Linked DNA regions of Homo sapiens: all the other regions are linked to region 2. Evidence: chromatin contacts called from ENCODE Hi-C or POLR2A ChIA-PET data. All regions are on one chromosome and are shown on one strand. Each heading gives the region's core, a stretch centred on a gene start or an enhancer-like site at or near the end of the contact. The rest is flanking DNA. Distances are from core to core; before and after follow the strand shown.

Region 1 (4,170 bases), core at 1,641-4,140, 610 kb after region 2:
GAATTGACATATTTTTGAATTTAGTTTTCCCATTAATTAATGTGATATTAATATTTATTCATGCCTTTTTAATGCCTTTTAACAGAGTTCAATAATTTATTCATAAAGGTTTTGTAAATATTTGTTAATTTATTTTCAAGGTTTCCCTTTCATTGTCATCATACACACACACACACACAATTGCACTTTATGCTTGTGCATCACTCATGTTTAGGAACACATTTTTTTTATAATGATGACATTAAAAAATACTTATTGGTCATTCAAAATGAATTTCCTTTTCAAAACCTTAGTTTATTATTTTTTTTCCTGGTCTATCTGTGGCGTAATACCCTCCTCCCAGTGATTTGTAAGAACTTTTGAAAGTTGAAGGCAAATTGTATTTCATCATATGTATTTCAAATTTTTTCTTCCTGTTTGCCGTTTGACTTCTAGTTTCATTATTGGGTATTTTTTCTTTGACTGCAGAAAATTTAAATTTGATGGAGTCACATATACTACCCTTATGTGATTTCTTTTTTGTTTTTATGTTTCCTTTTTCAAGATTATATAACTATTAATTTATATTTTATTTTTGAAGTTATTTTTATTTAACTTTTTAATCTATTTGATGTTTGCTGTAATTAGTAATGTCAGTTTTATTTTTTTTCTTTTCAGGAAATTAGCCAAATGTTCTAGCACCATTTTATTCTCCACTGAACCCTGCTTCCATCATAAATTCATGCCTTAATCTTCATTTTCAGTCTTGTTAACTACTTGAAGAGTTGATAAATCTTGGAATTTCAGTCAATCAATTAAACATTTTTGAAAACTAAGAGAATACTTTACCTTAACACTGCAGTAGTTCATGGGAGAATGCTCCCAACAAATAATTCATATTTTCACACTGTCTACTCACAGTCTGGCCAATATAGAGTAGATAATAAATAGGCAATAGATGGATGAATGAATTGTGGAAATTAGGAGACATCTTTTAATTTAGATTTATTTTTCTTTGGAAGGGAGGTAGGTTTTAATTTCTTGCAAGGTTGTAATTCAGTAGAACAGGAAGGGAGAAACTAATGCAGAGGAACAGAAGGAATGCATGAGATGGAGAATGCCTAGAAATGTTTGAGACATTGATTAAGTCATCAGAAATGGAAACAAGTTTAGAAACAACTTAGAAAATAATACACTGTAGGTCTGATAAATATTGTAAGATTGGGAGTTTTTTGTTAAATTATGGAAAATTTTATATAGATACAATAGTAGAACAGACCACATGAACCCATCTCATATTATCTTCAACAATTATCAATTCAAAAGTTGTTATCGTTATCTCTATCTCCACACATTTCATCTTTTCCTCCACCACTGGATGACTTTGAAAGAAATCCTAACCATTTCAACTATAAATATTTTAGCATGTCTCTGTAAAAGTTAAAGACTCTATAACAACAAGACATAGACCCAATATCCAGGTTGAGTAGGAGTTTGCTATCTTACTAATCTAATGTATTAACAAAGTCTAGAGCATTCTTATTAAAGTGGTAGAGCATGAAGAACCTTCTACCTGGAGTTAGGAGATTTGCTGGGTTGAAGTCCTGGCTCTCAACTTCCCACCTGTGTGACTCCAGCAAAGCTCTTCACTTCTCAATTCCAAATCTCAATTTCCTCACTAGTGAAAGAAGGATACATAGTAGTAGTTGTATCCATTTCAGAATTGTCATCAGGATTGAAGTAACAGATGTGAAAACAAAACTAAAATTGTGAAGTAGTAACTTCCAGTCCAATCCTCTTCTTTGTAAGTGATCTTGAGGACAGACACATCACCTGAAGGATAGATCATCTTTGCCTAGCCTTGTCTACAATGTTCTTGCTAGGTTTCTTTTCCTAAAAACACATTACTTAGGTACTTAACAGAACAAACAAACAAACAATCAAAAGACAAAACCAAAAAACTTTGGGGTTATAGACACCCATACTCATAAGTATTTCTGAATACCAAGAGAAGAGTATTTAGGTTTGCTTCTCTCAACTTTTCACCTTTCATTTCATGTACCCTGTCCTTTGTCTCAGCTCTAATAGCTCTGAGAGCTGATTACTTTTCGGGTGTCCCAAGTATCAGGATCCTGCCTAGTGCAACTCAAATTTCCAAAAGTTAATTTAGTGGCCTTTTGGTGACCAGAGCTTCAGATAACTCACAGGGAAACAATGTTTATTTCCTCTCCCACTAACAGTCACAAAAAATCATAAAAAAGAGTAGCGGGGGCAGTTTTGATGGCTAACCCCTCTTTCCATCCTTTGGGGGAAAATTGCTCATCTCCCTATAGGTGGAACTCTAAAGACAATGTATTCCTAAAAGGGGCCATCTGGGCGGTGTCCTCTTTTCCCAGCGCCCTGATTTCTATTCTTAGATCTGGAGATAGGCGGCTTTCATTTTTCCTGCTCCCAGTTCCCAGACCTTCCGTGGGGCCGCAGGATCCCCGGCTGGCGGGTCGCGGAGGGTGGCCGGCCGGGCTGCGCACTGCGCGCCTCCGCTGCGGGGCTCCGGGCCTGTGGACTCAGCGGAGTCCGCTGAGTCAGTTTCTTCCCGCGCGACTCCCGGCCGCGCCGCCGCTGCGGTGGAATCTGGTCCCAGGAGGCGGCGTCCGCCCGGGGTCCGGTCTAGGCGTGCGTGGGGGCCACGGTCACGGTCATCCCAGCCAGGCCCGGCTCCAGCAGCCCCACGGCCGCCGCCAGAGTTCTGCGCGGCCCGTCGCCTCGGCGGAGCCTCTGGCAGGCCCCTGAGCTCGTTTTTGGGGCCTGAGTGGGGGAGGAGGAAGCCGAGCAGGAGGGCTCCGGAGAGGGAGGGCAACGCGGGGCGGGGAGCTGCCTCCTTCCTCATAAACAGGCGGGCGTGGGCGCCGATGGGGCCCGCGGGGAGCGCTGGCTGCGGGCGGTGAGCTGAGCTCGCCCCCGGGGAGCTGTGGCCGGCGCCCCTGCCGGTTCCCTGAGCAGCGGACGTTCATGCTGGGAGGGCGGCGGGTTGGAAGCAGGTGCCACCATGGCTAGTGGCAGCTGTCAGGGGTGCGAAGAGGACGAGGAAACTCTGAAGAAGTTGATAGTCAGGCTGAACAATGTCCAGGAAGGAAAACAGATAGAAACGCTGGTCCAAATCCTGGAGGATCTGCTGGTGTTCACGTACTCCGAGCGCGGTAATCACTTGAAAATAAACTGTGCTTTTATTTTTGCAAACTTTCTCCCCCTCCTTACATTTGCAAATTTTGTCCTCCTCCCCTTGACCCTGCTCAAACCCGGACTCTTAAGGAGCCGCAAACTCCCATATCCTTTCCTTAGGGCAGAAAGCAGCTGAGAATTTCAGGAAGGTCTTCACCTTTTTGACTTTTCTCCCCGTTTCAGACTAAAAAGGAGAGGGGGTGCTGTGGATTGTGACTTTGCTTCTTTTCCCCACCCACTTGTTTTCCAGCCTCCAAGTTATTTCAAGGCAAAAATATCCATGTGCCTCTGTTGATCGTCTTGGACTCCTATATGAGAGTCGCGAGTGTGCAGCAGGTAAAGGCATTGTTTTCACTTCAACTCATTCTCCCTTCTGTTTGGAAGGAGACGTTTTACTGGCAATGTTAATATAGCCGAGAGTTCTTGGTTATTCCCAAAATTTGGCTTGAGGAACCTCTGACTGTGATTTTAAGATGGGAATATTGTTAAATCATTACGCAATGTAAACGGGATGAAGAGCCCCAGTATGTGTTCCCTGAGTGTCTTTAAGAAGTAACTTTATAAAACCAACAGTATGGATGGTGGTAGAAGGAGGATAAAAATGGGTTCGGTTTTAGTCTCGTTATTGGCAAGATGAATTCATTAGTGTTTAGACTTGACTATTCCAAGTATCTTCCCAATACAGAGCATGTCCTAGATGAGAAGATTATGAATAGTTTGGAAAAGGGGAATAATTAATAGTGATAAAATGCAACTTTGTCACTAGCAAACTCTTGTAGAGTTCAGCACTTTTTAAAATTCAAAGATTTCTAGCCTTTAGTTGTAGTATACCTTGTAGTATCTAAAGAAAGTGATGTCTTATGAGACCCTCATAGTTTGCAACTGTTGTCATATAAAATGCATGTAGAAGTGAAACTTTTACAATCTGTACCATAGGAAACCCAGAAATTTGCTATGTATCTTGGATTTTTT
Region 2 (4,176 bases), core at 446-2,945:
AAGAGTAGTAGAAATGCCATTTTGTGAGACACTCTCCTACGCTTCTTGGGAATGGGGATGCTCCATATTGATCAGACATGCAAAATTGTTAAAAATGTCTTCTATAAGAAACCCTGGCTCTTCCCCCCTCTTGGACAACAAAGGAACAACAAAGAATATCATTCTAAATTTTCCATTTCAGTGGAAATATGTTTAGTCTTAGTTTCTAAATATATATTTTCTTCTGGTAGGTGCTTTAGGATGACCTACCAAGTTGGGATTTAAGTTTTAAGAAAATGCGTTAGAAATAATTCTGAGCATATTTGAGTAACTGAGGCTAAGTAGACTTTTTTAGAGTGTTGCAAATTTTATTCTTCTGAAACTTTAGAAAAGTTTGCACCCTATAATCCTTTAACTGGTTACAGTTAAAAGGGGTAATGAAGCATATATTTTAATTCAGGTTTAGATGTCAGAGGAATCTAAGACACTAAAGAAGTGGGTCCATCGACAGGACAACAGATGGTATCTGGCACTGCAGTGGCAACTTGAACAGTTTCACATTTCACCCATCACCTTAATTTCTATCTTACCTTATGTCCTCTGTAAAAGGCAATTTCTTCTACATTGGCTATAATTCTCGAGTGCACATACCGCAAATAGCCTTTTCTATGTGCTTCCTCTGCCACCAGTTTGCCAAATTTGGGAGAACAGGCTTTTAACACTTTAGCAGTGGCATACACCACAAGTCCTGCTAGTAGGGTGGGCCCAATTGGGCTTGCTCCTCTGGATGTAGCAGTTTGAATGAGTGTATAGGAGGTCAGCATTACATCTAAAATAGGTTTGGTCAGATTGGAATACAAGTGAGCCACAGATTGGGAGAACATCATAATATCCTCCGTAAGAGATTGGTCAGGGTTTGCCAGCCTCCCATCCATATTGATCACTTTATAATAAGTCTGATTTGTAAAATAGGTTTCATAGGCGTGGTCTACTAGGCGAGTTCTGAAGGCCAAAGCCAATTTGCATTCCAGGTACCTTATTGCACTGTTGACGAAGGTAGCAGGGATGGCAATCATAAGCCACTTGATTAATTTGATGATGAAAGTCCGAGGCTTCTTTTCCACAATGCTTTTCACGATTTTTCCATCCAGACCAGCCACATAGATAGAAAGAAAGGTTCTTGAGATTAGAGCCACTGAGTGCAGGCAGAGCCACCCTGTTTCAGTGGTCACAAGTTTTGGAAACAAAATTTTCCGAAGTTCTAGTAGCTGTTTGAAGAAATCTGCATTCACTCCAGGCGAAGGTTTTTCACAAATGGTCTCGGTGCAATGCAGTATTTCTGTGTTCTCTGCAGCAGGGTAAGCTGCTGCTTTTTTCTTCCCGTGGCCAGATTGCTTTAAACGCTTGCCAATGATGGGATAGAGGGTTTTCAGAGCATATGCCGCAGCCACCAGGCAGGCAGCCCTCTTAGCAGCACTCGATCTGGTCCATTTCACTCGATCAGCTGCTGCATTTAGCATATGTGTCATTTTCCCAGTTACCCAAACCGGCTTCCAAAAGAATTCGTTTTAAAAGATCATGCTTCACAGAAATCCCCAGCAAATGTTTTAGAAAGTCCTACAGCGTCCCATAGTCTGCAGCGTTTCTCTTCCACTGTTGTGTTTTTAATTTTGTTCTGCTGTGACAGATGCAGCAGAGCTCAGACTCCGCTGCATCTACCGGGAATGATTCTCTCAGAAGCTCAAGCTGCACCAAGCTCCTCCCTCCCAGGCCCCTCATTGGCTGTGAGGGCGGTGGGACCTTGGAATCCTCGCAGCTTCCCTTTGAACCTTGAAAATGAGGAGAGAGCAAAGCGAATTACATCCTTCCTTAAACAGGAGTTCAGAGAGTTAAAATGTCTATTTTTGGAGAGGTCGAATCAGGCCATCTGCTGGCGAACAAAACCGGCTCTAGCTACTGAGCATGCTCAGTGTCACTTAGAAACCCACAGAAGTTTCAGAATATACATCACTTCGGTAAGATTTCAGTAGATACCGCAAACAGAAGAGCAAGCAGAAAGGGAGATTTCCAAGCGAACAAAACCGGCCCTAGCTACTGAGCATGCTCAATGTCACTTAGAAACCCGCAGAAGTTTCAGAATATACATCACTTCGGTAAGATTTCAGCAGCTACCGCAAACAGAAGAGCAAGCAGAAAGGGAGATTTGCAAGAGTTTTAATGAGACGAGGAGGGAGAAGGAACCACGAAAATGAGGGAGGAGGGACAAGAGGATCAACATAAAATGAATATGAAAAGGATATGGAATGAATCTGAAACGGATCAGAAAAGAAAGTGACAAGTGGGAGGGACACCGGAGAATGCCAAATATCAAATACACTTGGATCTGTTTTTCACAGATCCCCCCGGCTTTTTTGGGGGTCTGATTTCACAAAAGGTCTCAGAACCTAATAGACAAGTTGTAATCGAGGGTTTCCCTTGTAAATAAATAGGATAAAAGTCTTCCGTGTTACAGAAAATAATTATTTGCTATGCCTCTAGCCATTCTCCCTTTTTCCTCTGCATCCTACTTGTCCTTATGCTAAAAATCTTCCAGCCCCATAACTGGAGATCTGATGTACTCATATTTATTTACAAGGTGACGACTATTAAATAAATGAGAGCAATGTTTCATGTTTACTACTCCCATGTGTTAGGTAGTTTTTACTTGGAGTGGGGTAGCACTTATAGTGAAAGTTTAACCATTTGGGAATTCAGCTGGTGTTGGATGGTGGAAATAGCTTCTCTAGGACCTTACTTCATTTTTCAAGAATGCTTTGTCTTTTGCAGGTTTCTGCTTTGTTTGTTTTGTTTAGCTGTAGAGATAATCTACTGGCTACTTCCTATTTCCATTTGGTTATTTGATAAAAACTAAGAGTCTTAAAATTCTTCACATCCATAATGGAGGATTTAAATTGTTCAACAGTCAAGGACAATTCTGCATATTTTTGAAAATGTAAAAAGCTTTTTTTTTTTTTTTTTTTTTTTTTTTTATGAGACAGAGTCTCTCTCTGTCACCCAGGCTGGAGTGCAGTGGCACGATCTCAGCTCACTGCAGCCTCCGCCTCCCAGGTTGGTGCCTCAGCAGCCCGAGTAGCTGGGATTACGAGGGTGCGCCTACCATACTTGGCTAATTTCTGTAGTTTTAGTAGAGATGGGTTTTGCCATGTTTGCCAGGCTGGTCTCAACCTCCTGGCCTCAAGTGATCCACCTGCCTTAGCCTCCCAAAGTGCTCGGATTATAGACGTGGGCCACCACGCCCAGCCAAGAGCATTTTTTAAGTCAGGGCTGAGTATATTTTTGGATATGGAAAAACCATTTTTTTTGCTCTTCACTGTCCCCGCCCCCCATCTCATTAAAATTCTCGGAAATCTCCCTTTCTGCTTGCTCTTCTGCTTGTGGTATCTACTGAAATCTTACAAAAGTGATATATATTCTGAAACTTCTGGGGATTTCTAAGTGACACTGAGTATGCTCAGTAGCTACAGCCAGTTTTGTTCACCAGCAGCTGGCCCCCAACATACATACACATTTCCAGTCAATTAAAAGCTTAGGAAAATATGCATCAAGCTAGAACAGAAGTTGGCAAATTACAACTGGTGGGCCAAATCTAGCCTGCCACTTAATTTTATATGACCCTTAAGCTAGGAATGATTTTTACATTTTTAAAGTGGTTGAAAATACTTCAAAACAAGAATATTTTGTCCTGTGAAAATTATATAAAATTCTCATTTTTGTGTTTATAAATAAAGTTTTATTGGAAAACAGTCACACCCATTCATTTACTCTCTGTCTATGGCTTCTTTCAAGCCACAGTGGTGGATGCAACAAAGACTAAAATATGTACTATTTGGCCCTTTATAGAAGTTTGCAAACCTCTGTGCTAGAATATAAAACCCATCTCAGCATTAAATGATCTTCATTACTGAGTTTATCACAAAGAACTATCCTCACTTTCATAAGTAACCATATTCTTAAAATTTTAAAACTTCTTTCTTATGTACTCATATTAATTCTGACAATCATCACATATCTCTTCATTTGTTTGCATTCAATTCAGCAGACTGACTGACACATGAGTGTCAAACTCATGCAAGTTTTTTTGATAGCTGGCCATATTAGTAGCATAATCCATCATCCCATTAAGACTTTTTAAGCCTG
Region 3 (4,155 bases), core at 1,567-4,066, 850 kb before region 2:
GGTAAGGACAATATGGACATCACTATCACCTCAAACCTCTCAAGCATATCATGTTCTTTTTAAATTAGAGGTTTAAAGATCAAAAAGTTCTATACTATCTATTATAGAAGTAGTGAAATAATCATTCTGGATGATCAAATTATAAAATCAAAGGCAGCATTGAAAAGGCGAGCTGTTTGGTTTAGTTTGTTTATTTTGAATGCCCCTTCATTTCCATATATATTTAAATGCCCTTGGGAGAGAATGGCTTTCTAAGAACATGGGGACATTCCAAGGACATTGTTCTTGCAGAAAAACATTACACTTTAACACATTTCTCCCAAAGCACCTGGACCAAAATATAAACTTCCAAGAAACATTCTGTATACTTACAATGCATAATAGATAAATGAAATGTGTTTATTTCAAATAGATTGTGAATAAAACATCAGAGGTGTATTATTATAAAAGCATGAATTTTCATAGGCTCACTGGTAAATGTAATACTAAATTTAATTTTTCAAATTATATCCCTTAGGGCTTGCAAAATGAATAACTGATTCAAAATAAAGATTTATTTCAATGAAGAAAATTATATAACCTTAGGAAAAATAATGTTCTTGCAATTACTCAGGTTAACAACTTAGCAGGGATTAAATGGTACATTTGTATTAAGCACAAAATACATCTTGTTTGAGAGGAAAAGTATTTATATACTTTTAGAAATACACTAGCATCACTGCAAAGTTTTGTTTTGTTTTGCTTTGTTTTTATGCCTTATGCTTAATGTCACCTAATACATTTTTTAAGACCTCTCTTTAATACTCCACATATAAGGACCATTCTATTGCATAAAGCCACTTGGATGTTTCACAGGCACTTCTAACATATTCCAATCTGAACATCTAACGTCTATCCATAAACTTGCTTCTCCTATAATTTTCCCAGCTCAGTTAGTGGCATTGTCATTCACTCAAGTGCCCAAAGAAGCCATCCTTGACTCTTCTATTTTCCTGATCCTTTATCCAGTCCACCACCAGTTGCATCATTTACCTCTAAAATTTTGCTCAAATCTTTACTTTGGCTCTGCTGCCACCACCTCAGTCCAGTTCAATCTTATTTCTCACCCAGACATGTTCATTGACATTTATTCCTTACTCCCACTTCGACTCTTTGATGTATCCAATCCATTCTCCATTCAGCAGACAGAATAAAAGTCTTGAAACATGAAAAATTCATGTTGCTCACAACTTAAAATGCTTTAAGGCTTTCCCTTGCATTTAGGAAAAATGCAGAACCTTTAACATGGTCCGCAAAGGCCAACATCTAATGGGTTCTGACCAGCCTTTTCCACCTTCAACTGGCAATGTTTTAGCTCAATCAACTCCCACTGCTCACCCCTGGCCATCTCACATCGGACCCACACATGCCTTTCCCACCTCAGGACCTTATACAGCTGTGTCTGCTGGAATTCTTATCCTTGGGCTGGCAAACACTACTCCTTCTTTAGGTCTTAGCTTAAATGTCACTTTCTCAAAGAGGCCCAGTGATTCCCCCAAGGCTTAATATAAATTAGATCCCTGCTGTACTCTCATAATATATTTGAATCACTTGTCACATATCATGACATATATTACCTGCATAGTCAGCCGACTAATGTCTCTCTTTCCCACAAACTATGTGTTCATTAAAAACAAGGACCAGGTTTGGGGGTTGTGGTGTTGTGTTTTGTACTGTTTTTTTCTTGCCATTCTATTCTAAGCATTCATTCCAAGGACATAATAACATTTTGTAAACACTGTTCAATCAATCAATAAATAAAAACAAAAAATATACTTTATGAAAAATTTCAAGCTACTTTTAAAATACTACATAAAAGGCCAGGCATAGCGGCTCATGACTGTAACCCCAGCGCTTTGGGAGGGCAAGGGGGGCTTGGATCACTTGAGTCTGGGAGTTCAAGACCAGCCTGGACAACACAGTGAGACCACATCTCTATCAAAAAAAAAAAAAAAAATTAGCCAGGTGTGGCGGTGCCTGCCTATGTTCCCAGCTAGGAGGGAGACTGAGGTGGGAGAATCACTTGAGCCCAGGAGCTCAAAGCCTGCAGTTAGCCAAAATTGTGCCACTGCACTTCAGCCTGGGCAATAGAGTGAGACCCCGTATTTAAAAAAAAAATACTGATTGAAGATACACTCCCAACATAATTTCTAAACTACATTAGTTTTTACTGTGGCATTTAATTAAATATAAAATTTGCATTTGAATAAAACTGTATCAAAATAAGTTGAGATAATTAGGATTATTACACTACAAATAAATATTTGTATAAATTTATGACCTATACATCCCTTAAATGCTACCATTTCTTTCCTATAGAGTATCCATCTAAAGGAAGAATTAATAATATTCCCATTTTTAGAAGAAAACATAGAGCCTTGTGATATTGGCCTTGGATATTATTTCTTGGATATGATACAAAAGCATAGGCCACAAAAGCAAAAATACACGTGGGACTGCATCAAACTACAAAGCTTCTGCTCAGCAAAGGAAACAATCAACAGAATGAAAAGGCAACCTACAGAATGGGAGAAAATATGCTGTGGTTGCTATGACTTGTTTGTCCCTACCAAAGCTCATATCGAAATTTGATCACCAGTGTGACAGTGCTGGGAGGTGGGGCCCCATGGAAGGTGTTTGGGTTATGGGTGTGAATCCCTCATAAATAGGTAGGTGCTGCTTTCACAGTCTTGAATGAGACTGGATTAATTCTCTCAGAATGAGTTCATTCTATTAAGAGTGGGTTTTTATAAAGCTAGGGTGCCCCTCAGGTGTCCCTATGTTCACAAATGTCTGCTTCCACTTTCACTTTCTCTGCCACAATGTGAAACAGTATGAAAGCCCTTACCACAAGCCAGTACCATGCTCTTGAGCTTCTCAGCTGGTAGAAGAGTGAGCTAAATAAACTTCTTTTTAAAAATAAGTTACCTACTCTCAGATATTCTTTTATTGCAACACAAAATGGACTAAGATACTGTATACTATAAAGGTTAATTTCCAAAATATATAAGGAACTCCTACAAATCTTCAAAAATACTGCAAAAACTAAAAATAAATAAAAATAAAAAATAGAAAATCAACCCAATTTAAAAATGGGCTAAGAACCTGAATAAGCATATCTCTAAGGACATACAAATGACCAACACACATATGAAAGGTGCTCAACATCACCAATCATCAGAGAAATGCAAATCCATACAAAAGATTAGCTCACGCCTGTTAGAATGCCTACTATCAAAAAACAAACGCAAAAGGAAGCAGTGTCAGTGAGGATGTAGAGAAAAGGAAACCCTTGTACACTGTTGCTAGGAATGCAAATTAGTGCAGCCACTGTGGAAAATAGTAGGAGGTTCCTCAAAAATTAAAAGCAGCACTACTGTATGATCCAGCAATCCCACTTCTGGGTATATATCCAAAGAAAGAGACTGAAATCAGTATCTTGAAGAGATATCTGAACTCCCATGTTTATTCTAGCATTATACACAAATAAGTCAAGATATTGAAGCAAATGAAGTGTCCATCAACAGATGAATAGATACAGAAAATGTTTTATATATATATAAAATTTATACACACACACACACACATATATATGTAAAACAATGGAATATTATTCAGCCTTAAAAAGGAAGAACATCCATCCATTTGCAACAAGATAGATGAGCCTGGAAGACACTATATAAGTGAAATAAGACAGCCATAAAAAGATAAATACTACATATTGTAACTTACATGAGGATTCTAAAATAGTCAAAATTATAGAAGCAGGGAGTAGAATGATGGTTTCCCGGGATTGAGGGGAAGAAGAAACTGGAAGGTATTATCAAGGAGCACAAAATTTCAGTTATGTAAGATGAATAAGTCATAGAGATCTACTATATACAGTATAGTACCTATGGTTAACAATACTGCACTGTATATTTAAAAATCTGCTGAAAGGGTAAATCTTATGCTGTTTATTATCACAAAAATATTAATAATAAATAAGCAGGGTAGGGGGAACCATTGTAAGTGACTAATATATGACATTGATTGTGGTGATGGTTTCATGGGTATATACCTGTCTCCAGACTCATCATGATGTATACATTAAATATGTCCAGTTATTTGTATGCC

What was found. Hi-C counts contacts between places; a loop is a spot of excess contacts on that map. ChIA-PET counts read pairs that join two places held with the same protein, here RNA polymerase II (POLR2A). Pooled maps may share reads with other maps.
Region 1: a loop to region 2 is called in a map of OCI-LY7, with 4 times the contacts of the local background. The contact joins the promoter of LRRK2 here to the promoter of ABCD2 in region 2. A Hi-C loop is called at or near these places in 4 of 168 maps with a recorded cell type or tissue (B cell, GM12878, OCI-LY7 and 1 more), 19 of 37 single-sample maps with no recorded cell type and 15 of 50 pooled maps. POLR2A ChIA-PET finds 5 or more read pairs at or near these places in 1 of 52 experiments (OCI-LY7).
Region 3: a loop to region 2 is called in a pooled map, with 10 times the contacts of the local background. The contact joins the enhancer-like site here to the promoter of ABCD2 in region 2. A Hi-C loop is called at or near these places in 6 of 37 single-sample maps with no recorded cell type and 8 of 50 pooled maps.

What each region holds. Positions count from the first base shown.
Region 1 is chr12:40,222,107-40,226,276 of GRCh38, forward strand. It overlaps LRRK2 (leucine rich repeat kinase 2), which reads left to right and starts at 2,891. Exons shown (of 51, transcript NM_198578.4): 1 at 2,891-3,176; 2 at 3,449-3,534. The coding sequence starts at 3,026. LRRK2-DT (LRRK2 divergent transcript) reads right to left here and starts at 1,716. Exons shown (of 9, transcript NR_186757.1): 1 at 1,553-1,716. It overlaps LINC01779 (long intergenic non-protein coding RNA 1779), which reads right to left and starts at 2,797. Exons shown (of 1, transcript NR_186584.1): 1 at 970-2,797. RefSeq lists a silencer at 2,657-3,016.
Region 2 is chr12:39,618,108-39,622,283 of GRCh38, forward strand. ABCD2 (ATP binding cassette subfamily D member 2) reads right to left here and starts at 1,696. Exons shown (of 10, transcript NM_005164.4): 1 at 570-1,696. The coding sequence starts at 1,508. RefSeq lists enhancers at 1,098-1,177, 1,488-2,007, 3,237-3,316.
Region 3 is chr12:38,769,320-38,773,474 of GRCh38, forward strand. The region is part of intron 7 of CPNE8 (copine 8); the gene reads right to left. Among named protein-coding and RNA genes, the nearest start is that of CPNE8, 130 kb to the right of the region's middle. Within about 2 kb of position 2,817, at least 4 of the 41 ENCODE cell types and tissues checked have a DNase peak (open chromatin) inside an H3K27ac peak, as active enhancers do.